2 separate regions of the Mus musculus genome follow, and region 2 is linked to region 1. A link is a loop called in an ENCODE intact Hi-C map of the cell type or tissue named here. Cell type or tissue: gastrocnemius. All regions are shown on one strand. Links, peaks and the distances in the headings refer to the core of each region. The heading gives the core; the rest is flanking DNA.

Region 1 (7,572 bases), core at 1,132-6,131:
GGCTAGCAACAAATTGTGTGGTCCTTATTAATGGTATTTATCCTATTAGCTTATTCATTTTCTTTGTATCTTACACGTACAAGTTCTCTGCACAAGACTTTGTCTTTTATGCCTTTAAATAATTCCAGGTATGATGACACATTCCTGTAATCTTACCACTGGGTAGGCAGAGGCAAGCAGATCTGTGAGTTTGAATCCAGCCTGGTCTACATAGGTATTCCAGGCTAGCCAGGGCTATCTACTAAGACCCTGTCTCAAGAACAGGGCTAGAGAGATGGCTGAGAAGTTGATAGCACTGCTGATCTTAGGGGCAATGACCTTAGGGTGATTCCTAGCATCCACATGACTGAGCCTTCTGTATCTCTAGTTCTTGCCTCCTCAGGTACCAGGCATGCATGTGGTACATACAAACAGAACACCAGTACACATAATTTTTTTCTAGTTTTTAATACTGTATCTTTAAACAGTAAAGCAAATCTGCCGAAATACTTTTAAATAGCTATTTTTGGCAGTTTTTTTTCTTGGTTTTACCTATAAAAGTAAAGAGTAAGCATTTAAATCCAATAGTAATGATAGAAGTAAATAAAGATTCTCTTTGAAGGGCAGAACCATGTGTATCACAAGAAAAGCATTCCTGCAGGCTAGAGAGGTGATTCTATGGATAAGAGTGCAAATATGAGGACTTAAGTTCAAATCCCTAGCACCCACATAAAAATCCAGGAATGGTTGTATGTACCTGTAACCCAAGCATGAGACACAGAAACAGAGATAGCAGGATCTCATTTGCCACCCAGTCTTATGGAAACTTCAGGTTCAGTGACAGATGCTGCTTTAAATGAATAAAGAGTTGTAAAGAGGTAGAAAGTGCATGTCCTCTGGCCAGCACAGCACACATGCACTGTGCCTGCACATCCCTGTGAGTGCACTGTTCTCTCCTCCCCACCCCAACACACATACACACACACTCCAGAATAAATTTTAAAAAGAAAAATATACATACAGTCTTAAATATCCAATGGAAAATTGTATCGAGTTGATTTATCAAAATCCTTGCATTCTTACAGAATATAGATATATGGCTTTTCTACATGGGGGTTCTCTGTGTAGCTGCCCTGGCTGTCATGGAGCCGTCTTTGTAGACCAAGCAGGCCTGGGATTCACAAAGATCTACCTACCTCTGTCTTATGTAACACAGGCTGGGCTCATACTCACTAGTGATGACTCAGACCTTCTGACCTTCCTGCTTCCATTTCTCACGTTGAGGACTTGACAGGTGTGTGTTACTACGACACCAGGTGGGTGCAGGGCTGAGGACTGACTCCAAGGCTTTGTACATGCTGGCAAACACTCCATCAGCAGAGCTGTGTTTTGTTCCCTAGGTGTTATTTCTTAAAACACTACATAGGAGAGTCGGTTCTCAACCTTTCTAATGTTGTGACCTTTGAATACAGTTCTTTGAGTTTTGTTGACCTCCAGTCATAAAATTATTTCAGTGCTATGTCATAACTTATTTTGCTACTGTTATGAACCATAATATAAATATCTAATATGCAGGATATCTAATATGTGACTTCCACAAGCACACAAAGTAGTCCTGACCCACAGACTAAGAACTGCTAATTTAGGAGCTTAGAGCCAGTGACTTAGTTAGGGTTTCTACTGCTGTGATGAAACACCATAACTAAAAAGCAATTTGGGGAGGAAAGGTCCATACTGCTATTCATCATAGAAGGAAGTTAAGAACTCAAGCAGGGCAGGAACCTGGGGACAGGAGCTAATGCAGAGACCGTGGAGGGGTACTCCTTACTGGCTTGCTCTCCATGGATTGCTCAATCTGCTTTCTGATAGAACCCAGGACCACCAGCCTAGGAATGGAACCACCCACAGTGGGCTGGGCCTTACATGGAAAATGCCTTACAGCTGGACCTTGTGGAGTCCTCTTCTCCATCAAGGTTCCCTCCTTTCAGATGACTCTAGTTTCTGTGTCTAACATAAGTCTAGCCAGCACAGTCAATCTCCCCTTTTAACTAATAAGCCTTCTTTGTACATATTCTTCTTGCTTTTTCTGGCCTACATACCTTTCCTCCTAGTAAAATGGAAATACTATTTACTTACTATTTAAAACACACACATAATATCAGTAGAATTAAACTTAGAGGATCCTTCTAATTCCTTCATACTCCTCAAAGGATCTTAGTTGTGATATTTGAAAACAAATGATTAATAAATGCATTCCTGGTCTTAAAATTTCCAACAGTAAATCACATTCTTTATTGTATTAGGACTGAAGTGGTAAGGGTATGCAAGACACTATCAGTTAGTATACTTCTTTACAGAACTCCACCCAAGCCAAAGGTTACAAGTACTTCCTATTGTCCCAGTGTATTTCTGGATTGGTTCTGAGTTGTTCAGATACCAAGGAATTGAAGAGCCTTAGGGGAATCTACACCAACTGGACAACACTACAGCGAGAGGAAAAGTAAGAGACTTCTTCAAAGCTAGTGGTGCACATCTTGAGTCCCAGCACTTGGGAGGCAGAGGCAGGCGAATTTCTGAGTTCCAGGCCATCCTGGTCTACAGAGTGAGTTCCAGGACAGCCGGGGCTATACAGAGAAACCCTGTCTCTAACCCCTCCCCCCCAAAAAACCAGAAGTAGCACAAAGAAAGGAAAGACAAAAAAAAAGTACTAATGAGCAGCATGCACTGACAGAGGAAAAAGCATTTGCCCTTGGGGTGGTTTTTTTCTTATTTAATAAAATTATTTTGAGAATTTTATACATGAGTACTATATTTATATCATTTCTACCCTGCCTCCCAACTTCTCCCTTGGTAGTCTCCAAATCTAGAACACGGAACAGGAAAAGATCCTAAGGCCTGAATAGTAGGAACCCCCATCACAGTCTACATAACACGTCCCAGGCCAGCCAGGGCTATAGACAGACTTTCATAAAAACAGACAAACATCACAGAGAACTCAGCTTCGTCTACTCCTTTCCCAGTAGCAAAATCAGAATTTGAACTGAGAATTTTGGGTTTAATTAGAATATAAAACCAGTAAAAACCAGTAGTAAGATTTAAGAATTTAAATTTATAGATGATTGGGCTTCTTCAACTCTCTTCCTTTCTTCTTTCAACTATCTATCCAGGTAGATGCCTGGCCCTGAGAAGTCCTCATCTGTAACATGAACTAGAATGTAAAGGGTTAAATAACCCACATGGCCCTTGTCAGAGGCCTCTTTAGTCAGTGAGCTCAGTATTGTTAGCCAAAAACTACCTAGCAGTCTAGGAAAAAGGCAAGATGTGAGTGTTGATTAAGAGCAAACTGTAAACAAACTGGAGATTAAAAATAAATAGGAAACAGTCTAGCAGAAGAGATATCATATCTAAACAGAATCTGTTGATATTATATTTTTAATATTCCAGGACAGCATGAGTAACGGAGGCTGACTATAGCAAAGCACAACTTGTGTCTAGTTAGATTTACATGTTTACTGGGAAAGTCGCAGCCAGCTTTTAATTGAGACTGTCTCTGAGAGGGTAGACAGAGCAGCACAGCAGTAATGGCCCCCGCAGTCACATCCATCCATTGAAATGAGCTGCCATCTCTGAGGGAAAGCAACTTCTGCAGAAGAGTAAAGGAACAGAAAGTCATGATGGGCAAGTCTGCAGAAACTGCTCACCAAGGGAGTTACAGGGCACCAGCAGCATTCCAATCCCTCGGTGGGAAAGTCCTACTGAATGAGTGTACACTGTCAGTTACTAAAATGGTGTGGGCGCCCTCTAGTGGGACCTCCTCTTAAATGCCATTTAAAAGTCAGATTCTGTAAGGCAGGCTCAAGGGTGAGTATTTAGGAACACTGAGTGAGTGAATGATGGTTTGAGTTACCATCCCTAGGAATGGGATTTGAGTTTTTGAAGTTTTTTGTGATTTTCACCCTTCATAGCAAGCAGTTTGAGTATTTTATATAAAATGTTTAAGCCAAGCATAAGGGTTCATGCCTGTAATCCCCGCACTTTGAAAGCTGATGTAAGAAGATTGCTATGAATTCCTGCATAGTGTGGGCTGCAATATAAGATACCATATTTTAAGACCAAAAAGTATTCAAGCACAAAGAATAACTAGAAGGTGATAATATAGAATTACAATATTTTGACATAGACACATGCATCCTGGCTTACTCTGTTAGTGAGAGCTGTATAGAATTTGAAGTTGAATAGTGAAGTCCTAAGCATAAGGAAATCATTTCCCTGCTGTCAGAGTGCCTTTGGGCTGGATTTAGAACAAGCACCTTAAATTCTCCCCTCCTCTTACGAGCTCTGCACTGGGTGTTGCCCAGACGCTGTAATGACTCTCTCACCAGGCATCTGTGCATGCGGCCCTCCTCACCACAACACTTCTTTCTTTCCTATTTTTCTCTGCTGGAAATCTCACGGGCCTGCTCTGTGCTTTCATGACAGCTGTACTCATTACTCAATACCGCAGTGGTTCCACAGTCGTATGATTCTGTTGGAAACCAAACACTGAACTGTACATTCCTTATAGGGAATAAAACTATCTCATTTTCTTTTATCCAAACCCATTCAAGGCCAGATAAAATACCTGACATACAGTTTGCATTCAATAATCAATTTGATTAATGAAGGAAAATCAGAAAATCTGGAGTTAATAATTAGATATAGATGATAAGAAAAAATTAAATGACCCCAAAGTTTCAAACCCAGAAAACAAAGTCTGAGTAGCACCCTTTTCCCTATTGTTATTGTTCTGGGTTTTGTTTTCAAGACACGGTTTCTGTCCTGGAACTAGCTGTCCTGGAACTAGTTCTGTAGTCCAGGCTGGCCTCAAACTCACCAAGATTGCCCTAGTTCTGCCTCCCAAGTGTTGGCATTAAAGTCATGTGCCACCTCTGCCTGGCTTAGCACCACCATTTTTACAAAAACTAACAAACATAAAAAACAAAGTCCAGGAAAAAGTAGTTGTTTTGCTTTTTCAGTGCTTTGACTTTTCTGTCAGGGTCTATGGAACTATGGTTGGAGGTGAGGAATTCTAGAAAGTCAGAACACGTGACAGAGGGCTTCGTCCCGAAGCTTGTTCTTTAAAAGTCAGAGTTTAAAGCCCCGTGAGGCTTAACTGAATGAGCCTTCTCCCTAATAACACATTTACCTTTATCAGTTAGTTTCACCCCATGGTCTCGGTCTCAAAAACATCCCAGAAGAAAAGTTCACCATCCTGTAATTGACACTCCTTTGACAAAAACCAGAAGCATGGAAGCCATGGTCAGGGGTAACAGTAGTAGGGGACTTGCACAAAGCTTACCCTTTAATTCCCAGCACTGAAAATGAAAAGACAAAGAACATTTGATTCTTAATCTAAATAGCACCCAAGTCAGCCTAAAATTACCAGCCTGTAAGTGTGTAGTCATTGTATGTTCTGAGCACCAGATCTTCCTAACCAGTGTTTCTTTTGTAGGTTGCTAAGTAACCGTCATGACGATGCTGCCAAGTTCATCTGGCTTCTGGCAAAGCCCAGCTGCAGCTATCTAGAACAAGAGGATTTTATCCCTTTACTTCAGGTGATATTTTTTTTTGTACCTTTTAAAAATGGAATTTATTTTTGGAGTATGAAAGGGGGTTTTTTGTTTGTTTCTTTGGCTGGTTGTTTCTGAAATTTTTTGTTTGTTAATAACGGCGTCTTACTGTATAGCCAGTGCTAACATCAAACTCTTAATCCCAAATGCTAGGATTAAGGTATATACCACCATATACCTTATGGTGATTTTTTTTCATTTTAAAGTATATCTATACTTGTAAAGTATAACTATAATTTTTCATTTTAAAGTGTAACTATGCAACTGAGCTACATACATCTAGAAGCCAGATTGTTAAGAATGGTTTTCAAATTGTTTTAGTAGTAAAAAAATCTTGTTAGATGGAATCTAAAACAAAACTCAGTATAAAATGGACAAAGCAGGGCTGTTTCCACTGTATCCAGCCTCCTCCCTAGCCAGTCGCGGTAAGCATGGAGCATCTCAGGAAACTGTAGAATTTAACATCAGCCATCGTTAAGAACCTAGCAGGAACTGATAGTATTTGGAAGAGATAAAATCAGTTTTCTTAATGGAGTGATCCTGGGTGTATCAACAGTTCTCCAGGGCAAACCTCATTGGAAGAGTTTGGAAGAGTTGGCCAACATAAAATGAACTAGGTTGCGAGGGGGGTAGGGGGACCAGGACGGGATGTTTTCTTGTTGTTTGTTTCTAAGAATGAGAAAAACAAAGTTGAGGATCAAAGTTGAGAAAGAATATAATCAAAATAATGTTGTATGGAAATCTTTAAAGAATCTGGTCAGAAACAAGAAAAGGCTATGAAATAATCAGAATAACTGTCACGAACTCTGTAGTCTGGGAGTTCGGTGAATCCTGACTCTTTGGTTTACGCACATATCTAAATGGCTCTCTGATTTCCCACTAAGATCTATTTGTAACAGAAGATTAGAATAGGAAAAAGAGCTGTGCATGATGGTGCTTGCTCGTGCCTGCCTGTAATCCTAGCACTGGAGACAGCAAGAGGATATAACCTACACTATTAAAATACCAAGAGCTGTCTCAAGAAACCAGTGGATGAATGATGAAATAAGAGAATGGAAACTTGAATCAATTATACTGAGGTTTGCAAGGACAGTTGCCACTAGCCCATAAAGGTAGGCAGGAGCACAGTAAAAAGAAAGCATGTGTAGGCGAGAAAAACAAGACACAAAGCCTGCGTATCAGAGCTTTCCAGCCTAGGAATCATTTAAGTTAAGGGCAGTAGGCCTTATTACTACCCCGGATTTCAGGGAGATTAGTGATTTATGCTATCTCCATAGCTCTCTATTTACTCATCCAGGGAACACAATTGTTTGGGACAATTTGCACTGATGGAACCAAATAAATGAAAACAACAGGACACTTCTCATTTTTTCTTTTCTGCTTCAGCAATGTTAAAACCTGTTGTTTTCAAATATGTTTTCTACATGTAGAAAAGATATGTCTCAGATCTTTATGAATAAATCTCAGAACTGTGTGTTTTGAGATGGAGCATTGGCCCAATGGTTAAAAGCAAAGTTGCTCTTGCAGAGAACTCAGATTCTATTACCAACATCCACATGGCAGCTTTACCATCCTCTTGTGGCCTCTGTGTTCACCAGGCATGTGGTGCACAGATAAACATGCAGGCAAAACACTTATATGCATAAAATAAATCCAAATTTTTTTAAAGAAGTTTTTATTTTCTGTCACTTACTTGAGTTTTTTATATTAGCCCTTATTTGCCAGTCTGGAAGAAAATATTAATTTTCCTAAGGTTCCCTCAGCATGGAGCTGTGCCCCAGATCTGAAACTGGGGGTCATTACTGAACTAACAGCAATCCATGGCCAGAAGATCTTTCAAATCCAGAGGTTTTTAGCTTTTTCTGTAAAATGATTCAGTCCCAAAATCTATCCTTTTAAGTGTGTGTTTGTGTGTGCAGATGTGCGTGTCTCCATGTCTGCATGTGTGTTGTATGTATACTCTGTATTCACTGAAGCTTGAGAA
Region 2 (7,572 bases), core at 1,386-6,385, 220 kb before region 1:
ACATACATAAGGTTCCAAAAATACCAAGGGCTAATATATGAAGGGAAAGCTGTGGGCAATTTCCAAACCCTATCATTCCAGCAGCAGACGAATTGCATGGCTCCGCGTTACACTGACCTGCAGAGACACACAATAACCTTGGGACCAAAGAGCAGCTATGAGGGGTGCATGAAAACCCAGACTGGGATGTGTCTAAGAGATAGGACTATGAACATTGTGAGTGGAGCTCATTCCTTCAAGAAGCTTTGCTGAGAAGAGGGAGGGCTGTGACTGAGGACCAGGCAGGAGCAATGTGAGCTGTAGCAGGATGAGGCTGGGGAAGGCTTAGCACGGGAGACAGCTGTCCATCCTCTTCTATCCTCCCTTCCCTGTCTCCCTCCCATTGGATCCCTTTGTAGACCCAGAGGATAAGAACTGTAGTAAAGTGCTGAGCACAATCTAGAGCCGGGGCAACCAATTTGGTGCCCTTGGAGGGAAGCAACAAAATTCCCACCTGGCAGAAAAGCTCCAGCCACTTTCTTGGTCATTGATCCGTGCTCGAGCACTTCTGTTTGGCCCCCACCTTCACTCCCTGGAGGTCTCACAGAGCTGAACGGTCATAAGTCATTGGCCTAATAGCTTTATTAGGGGGTGGGAGAAGCTTAAGGAAAGCAGAGCTGAGAAGGAGGCAGGCAACGCGGCTGTCATCTCACTTCTATGACCTCCTGGGAACCCACCAGGAAATGCTCAGTCTTCATGGCAGGGGCGATTAACCTTGGACAGGAGTAACTCTGACCATAAACATGTTGCCCGCTTGTTTTCTCCCTTAAAGGCTTTCTAATAAGAACAAGTGTCTCACGGTAACATGTCATCACGGGGCAAATAGAGTCAGGTTGGAGAGAGCGCCTGAAGCCTTCCTGCTCTCAAATCTTTGCCTTGATCAATAAAAGATCACAGCCAAGCCGCTCAGAGCTTAATTATTTACTATTTCTGTGCTTTCGTCTATGAGAAATTTTCTAAAGAAATCCAACTGCCTGCACAGTGCCATATGGAGTCAATACCCTGTACTCTATGAGTGTTAATGAATTAATTAATCAACTAATGGCAGTAAAGGTCTGTGGAGACCACGGATGCTCAGCTCCCGAAGGGAACACTTTTCACTTGTTTTGGCAATAACTTTAAATCATTTGTTCCTAAGAACCCTGAGTAATTTCTTAGCCAAGTGTTCATTAGGTTGCATATATTGTCAGTGCCAATCATGTTGATAACATCTTCCTCTTTTGTTTTTCATGTTACTTCCACTTTTAAAAAGCCAATTTCCAATGATCTGTAGAAATGACAGAGTGAGAGTCAAGGATGGAAGCTCCTCCTCTCAGCCAATCAGCAATCAGTACCTATGGAAGCTCCTCCTCTCAGCCAATCAGCAACCAACACCTTCTTGGGTTAAAGGGTTCCACTGGTAAACCTGCCTGTACCCTTTGAGTGTGCAGTGAAGTCAGGGATGGATTCTAAGATATGAAAGGAAAACAAACATAAGACCAGGTCCGAACGACTGCACCAACTACATGTAATTACTACGGCACGGGTGAGACCTCGATGTAATATTAATCATAACCAAAGACAGGAAGGATAGCCTTAAGATACTCCTCCTAGCAGTAAAGGATGCATAGTAAAAGAGTTGCCAGGCAGCAGGAGGAATTGGGGCTTGCTTTTGAAGAAAGAGAGGGTGCCGAAAGTGCTATCAAAGGAAACTACAAAATCCGGACTAGAGGCTCTTTCTGAGTAAGAGAAGCCACAGCTGCACACTGGTATGATAAAGGCCAGCGGGAGGCTTTAGGCAGCTTGACAGCGTCTACATGCTGTCAACATTTTCAGAGGAAGCGAGGGAGTAGTAACCTGATGGGGAAAGAAGGTTCGATCTCAAGGCAGAGGAAGGAGCTGGGAGGGGTGGATGACATGAGGCATAAAGAAGTTCCTGATGATCTGCACCTAGTGAGCGCTGCCAATCCGGAGGATGAGGACCCATCAGAAATCTCATTGTTTTTAAACCACATTTTATTGAATGTTGACAAAGTTAAATTCTGATCCAAAATGAGATTTGAAAAATTGCAGAGCCCTTTCCTCAACTCTATTTCAATGGTTTGGGCTGTAAAGCAGCAAAATAAAATCAGCTATCCAATAAGATTGCGGGGGGGGGAGGGGAGCGGGGGGGGGGTGCCAAGGCATGCAAACGCCAGGGCTGGGTACAAGTTGTCTAGGAATAACAGTATGGAGTACCAAAGAGTTCCCTCTCCCTCTTCCTCTCCTCCTCCCCCTCCCGCTCCCCCTTCTCCTGCCCTTTCCTCTTCTCCTCCCCTTCCCCTCCCCCTCCCCCTTCCTCCTCCTCCTCCTCCTCCTCCTCCTTCTTCTCTCTCTCTCTCTCTCTCTCTCTCTCTCTCTCTCTCTCTCTCTCTCTCTCTCATGCTTTCTCTCTCCAAAATCTACTGAGAAAAAACATATGGCTGAGATGTGCTCTTGGCATAGCAAACAGAATTAAGAATGCTTTTTGTTAGAAACCTTAATGAAGATGGTAACTGTGACCCATCAAGAGGACAGAGTGAGTGTGAAAACAACCAAATCTGAGGCCAGGGAGGCCTGAGGGTCCTGGTTTTACTATACACATGCTGTGTGCCCTTGAATGAGTTACTCAACATATCTGAGCTCTGGTTTCCTTTGATAGGAAGTTCTTCTGAGAATTAAAACATTGACATAACACAAAGACCAAAATAGAGAGTCTGCTCAGGGCATGCACTGCCAACACTTCGTTAGTACAGTTATTAAAGAACGAGGCAGTAGCACATTGTAGGTTATATAGATTTTTTTTTGTGGGCAACACTTTGAACCCAGCTATTATTGCTTCTGGTGGGAAAAAAGGCACTCTGAGTTCAAGCAATCCACTTAAGAAAAAAAAAAAGATTTATACTCCCAAATTAATTTACAAATTGGGCACTCTTTGTTCTTGTTTTCTAGCATCCTTTAAAGATCTAAGATCAGTTGATGCATTTAAGAACATAAAATGTATTATGTATAACTTGGTTGCTCATAAAATTATCATGTTTGAGATATATAGAGATGCAAGGACTAGGGAAGAAAAGAGATTAAATACATGGGGGTTTATTTTCTTGTTTCTCCAGCTTGAGGAATAAAAAGCAAAAGGTTCTGCGCAATAAAGTTTCTGGAGGTCTTCCCATCCTTAACGTGCAATCTTTGCTCCTTCTCATAGATGTATGATGTCAACCAAAAAAACACCTGCAGGGTCTGACCCTGCCCCCCTCCCTCCCATCAGAGAACCAGGCAGATAGACAAGTGAAGATGGCTTCCATTGTGACAAAGGGCTGCTATTGTGTCCTACAGAACACCCTGGCCTCCATCAATTAAAAAGGCCTAGGGATACTGTTTCATAGGAGGCTTTGAACTGGGGCACACTCCAATCAAATCATACAGGATCCAAGTTCTTCCCATCTGTCGCCCAGCTCCACCATTCAAAGCATATCGCCCCTTGTCTTACTTTTGAACCCTCATGGTGGTAAGATGGATGCAGCAGCTCCAGCCATCTTAGCCTCACACAGCAGTGCAAAAGGGCCTACCTTCTTCTTGTGTCTCTTTAAAAGTTAAAAACCAATCCCAGAAGCCTATGCCATAACAAAGAGACTGTGCTTTTATCTCACTGGCCAAGAATACCATTGTGTGCTTCTTTCTAAAAATAACCACTGGGAAAGGGAGGGGGGCGGAGAAATGTAATTAACATGGCTGATTTGTAATAATGAAGATTTATCTATCGGGACCAAGGTGAACCCCAGTACCTGATAACTGGGTACTTGAACAAAACCAGATCTACTAGGAAACATGGGATATAAAACATGTCCAAGTCACTGTTGAACCTCTCATTGAGACGCAGTCATCAGCCACCATGAAGCAGAGTTGCTGTGGTGACCTACAAAACATCTTGGTTTCAGTGGGTAACAAAACACAGCTATTTCTCTGCTGGACAGTCTTTCACTTACAGACTTGAGAATTCTCAACTCATATAGAGCAAATACCCTTATAGCCTTTTCTATCAAGGCTGTTTATTACTAAGCCAACCTACAAAGCACTGGGACAGTCACCCACAAACATATCTCAGTGTTCCACCTGTCTCTCCCGTACCCCAGGATATTCAGGATATACTCCTTGGAACATCATCCCAAGATGTATAAACCAGGGAGAATCTGGAGTGAGCAAGAATAGTCTATAATGCTGATAGAAGTCAGAAACAAGGGAAACCCTGACCAACCCCTGCAGAGGGCAGTGTCCACCGTTAGAGGAACCTGTGCCATTGATACATTGTTTTTGTGTGTTTGTTGTTTGCTTGTTTTCTTTTGTTCCTTGAGTTTCCCCCCTTAGTCCCCTTCTACTACACTCTTGCTACTATGTTTATACTTAGAAGCAGTGTAAATATTCTAAATTCTCCTGAAGTTTGACGGATTTTGCTTATACATTTTTGATTATTGTCATGTCAGGTTTTTTTCTCTTGATGTTTTTTCTCTTCTGCTCTCTTCTCCTTCCATTTTAGTTGACGTTTTTGTCTCTCTGCAAACATTCTTCTGTCTTTTGCTTGCTGTTCTTTGAATTTTCTTCTAAATGCTTCTTCCTTCCTTCCTTTTCCACACTATCATCCTTCATTCCATTCTACTATTGTTGTTATCCAGGTTGTATCCTTAGGAATTTTTAACTTCATCACTCACCCTATATTATCTTGCTATATTCTACTCTATGGTCTTTGATGGTAACTCACTTGTCTTTAATTAACTTAAAGTATATTTCTGTATCTGTTTTAGTTTGATAGTATTGCTTTTACAATGTTTTGTTACTTGTATACATGATCAATGACTTCAAAACTGATACAAACAATCAGATGAATGAAGAAATACCTAGAGAACAGAGACACTGATGATAAATCAGACAAGAAACAATGTGTACAAGGATTGACAAATAAAAAAGCTAAGACATGAAGAACCCAATAAATTAAATAGTATGCAGTGAAAATATTGCTAATGGACTAAACCAAGCAGAAAAGGCAAGAAAGTTGAAAACAAAGTCAAGGAAATGTTAGGTTCAGACATAAATAAACAAACAAAATCAGAATGTCCACAACTTCTAGGAAATGATCAAGAAATTAAACCTAAGAATCCATGGGGACAAAGAAGGAGCTGAGATATAAGTATGTAAGTAAATAGAAAAACCCTATTTCAGCAAAATTACGGCAGAAAATTTCCAAAATCTTGGCAATGAATGGACACTCAGACACAATTGCTATTTAGAATGCCAAACAGACATGATCAGAAAAGATCTTTTTGCCAATTCACCAGTCAAAATACTGGGTCCACAAAATGAAGAGACAATATTAAGAGCTTCAAGAGAAGACGATAAACTCATAAACAACCCTATCAACATAATACCAAACCACTCAACAGAAACTATTAAAGCCAGGAACACATATAATGTCTACTTCAAGCCCTGAAAATAATTGCCAACCAAGATTACTCGAGTCTGCAAATTTATCCTTTGAAATTGACAGAGAAATAAAGGCATTTCAAGACAAAGACTAGAGTAATTCATTAACACTAATTCAACATTGTAGAAGATCCTTAATCGAATTCTACATAAAGAATAGGGGAAATGTCTCAATATTAAGTGGGGACAAAGGGATACATTTCATGAAAATAGAAATACAAAAATAAACTGAAAAGAATCAATTATGTCCAGCTCAGTAAAGCACAAAATCCTTAATATGAATAGAGAGAAAGATAACAAACAATAATTCGGATGATTAGAAAACAGCCTAAAAATTACAAGAATCAGTAAATCTCTATAAGTCATAACCTTAGCTCTAAGTAGCCTTACCTTTCTAATTAAAAGGACATAGACTGCCTGACTGAATTAAAAACAGCATCCAACTAATTTCTGTCTCCAAGAAACACACTCCGGGGGGTGGGGGGGCTGGCAGAGCAGCTTAGTGAGTAAAGTGCCTGTCACACTAGTGGGAGAATCAGAGTTTGATCCCCAGCGCCACTGTAAAAAGCCAGGTGCGGTAGTACAAACTATTTTCAGGGCCTGGAGTATATCATTATATGTGTTCCTGGCTTTAATAGTTTAGGTTGAGTGGTCTGATGTTATTTTCATAGGTTTGTTTATGAGTTTATGGTCTTTCCTTGGAGCTTTTACTATTGTTTTGTTTCATTTCATGGTCTTAGTAGGCAATGCAATTCCAGAACTGGGTCATCAGACACATGAAGATGCCTTGCCTGGGACTTGTTGGTCAACCAATATATTCAAATCAATGCACTCCAGGTTCAGTGAGATTCTGTCTTTAAAAAAAGGAGAAAAGTGATTGAGGAAAACACCTGGCACTAACTTTTAATCTCTACACATATGCAGATATGTGCATGCACACACACACATGTACATTCACACACAAGCACAAATATGTACACACACAAGCACATACATACACATACGTATAAACACCTTAACTGGAAAAGACATATAAACACTAAAAGTAAAAAGATAGAGGTCAATACATCAAGCAAATGGTAGCTTAAAACAACCTAACAGAACAGTTATTGTGTCTGATAAACTAGACTTCAAGTCATAAAACCCACTAAATATTAATAAAAGGAACAACAAATGAAGAAGATGCAACAATTGTAAATGCATGTGCATCAAACATTAAGAGTCCTAATTCCAGGAAACAAACACTACTGATTATAAAAAAGACAGATAGGTCCTAATGCAATAATAAGCAGAAGGTTTAAGTAACATACCCTCCTCAATAGATAGGTCATGCAGAATAGAAACAACAAAGAAATTCCAGGCTTAGATCGCATCATACATCAACTAAACTAAACAAGAAACAAATATGAAATAGACATTCTTCTAAGAAGCCTATGGAAACTTCTCTAAAATGTGTAACCTTTTACTACAAAAAACAATTCCTAAAAAAAAAAATGCAAAATGATTTTTAAAATTCTATCTTATCATATTATCGTGAAACAAATCTAGAAATCAGTAGTAAAAAAAAACTATTAAAAAGTACACAAATGCATGCATATTGAAAGGTATACTTTTTAAGTTTTTAAAATTTTTTATCTTTAAATATTTATTTTAATTCCTTAAGAATTCCACACAGTTGTTGTGGTCATATTCACCCAAATACTTCTCCTCAACTCTTCTTAGAACCATTTCTACCTCTCTACCCCACAAAATTTTATGTCCTCTTTTTTTTTAATTGCCTATTGACTATAATTTGGGCTGCACATATTTCTGGGTGTAGGGTCATCTACTGGAATATGATCAGCCTACCAGAAGCCATAATCTTAAAAGAAACTGACTCCCTCCCCCCCCCCTCCGGGAGCAACCAACTGTCCATAGCTCCTCAGTTAAGAGTCAGGGTTTATAAACCTTCTCTCATATAGAATATTGATTGGCTCAATCTTGTGCAGGTTTTTACAAGCAAACACAACCGCAGCTACTATGAATTTGTAAATGAAACCCAGAAGACACTGTATTTTCTCC

What was found. Peaks named below come from ENCODE experiments on the same cell type or tissue, not always from the same donor. Only the 100,000 strongest peaks of a DNase experiment are listed, where the experiment ranks them.
Region 2: a loop joins it to region 1, with 5 times the contacts of the local background. A loop is called at or near these places in 9 of 42 quality-filtered maps.

What each region holds. Positions count from the first base shown.
Region 1 is chr9:101,178,336-101,185,907 of GRCm38, reverse strand. Ppp2r3a (protein phosphatase 2, regulatory subunit B'', alpha) reads left to right here. Exons shown (of 14, transcript NM_001161362.3): 5 at 5,471-5,573. Among named protein-coding and RNA genes, the nearest start is that of Gm24338, 41 kb to the left of the region's middle. In gastrocnemius, for the core only: a CTCF peak has its summit at 3,789 (motif pointing left); DNase peaks (open chromatin) are centred at 3,768 and 5,501; H3K27ac peaks cover 1,586 bases.
Region 2 is chr9:101,395,796-101,403,367 of GRCm38, reverse strand. No RefSeq gene overlaps it. Among named protein-coding and RNA genes, the nearest start is that of Gm24638, 6.5 kb to the right of the region's middle. In gastrocnemius, for the core only: a CTCF peak has its summit at 4,315 (motif pointing right); no DNase peak of the experiment used is centred there.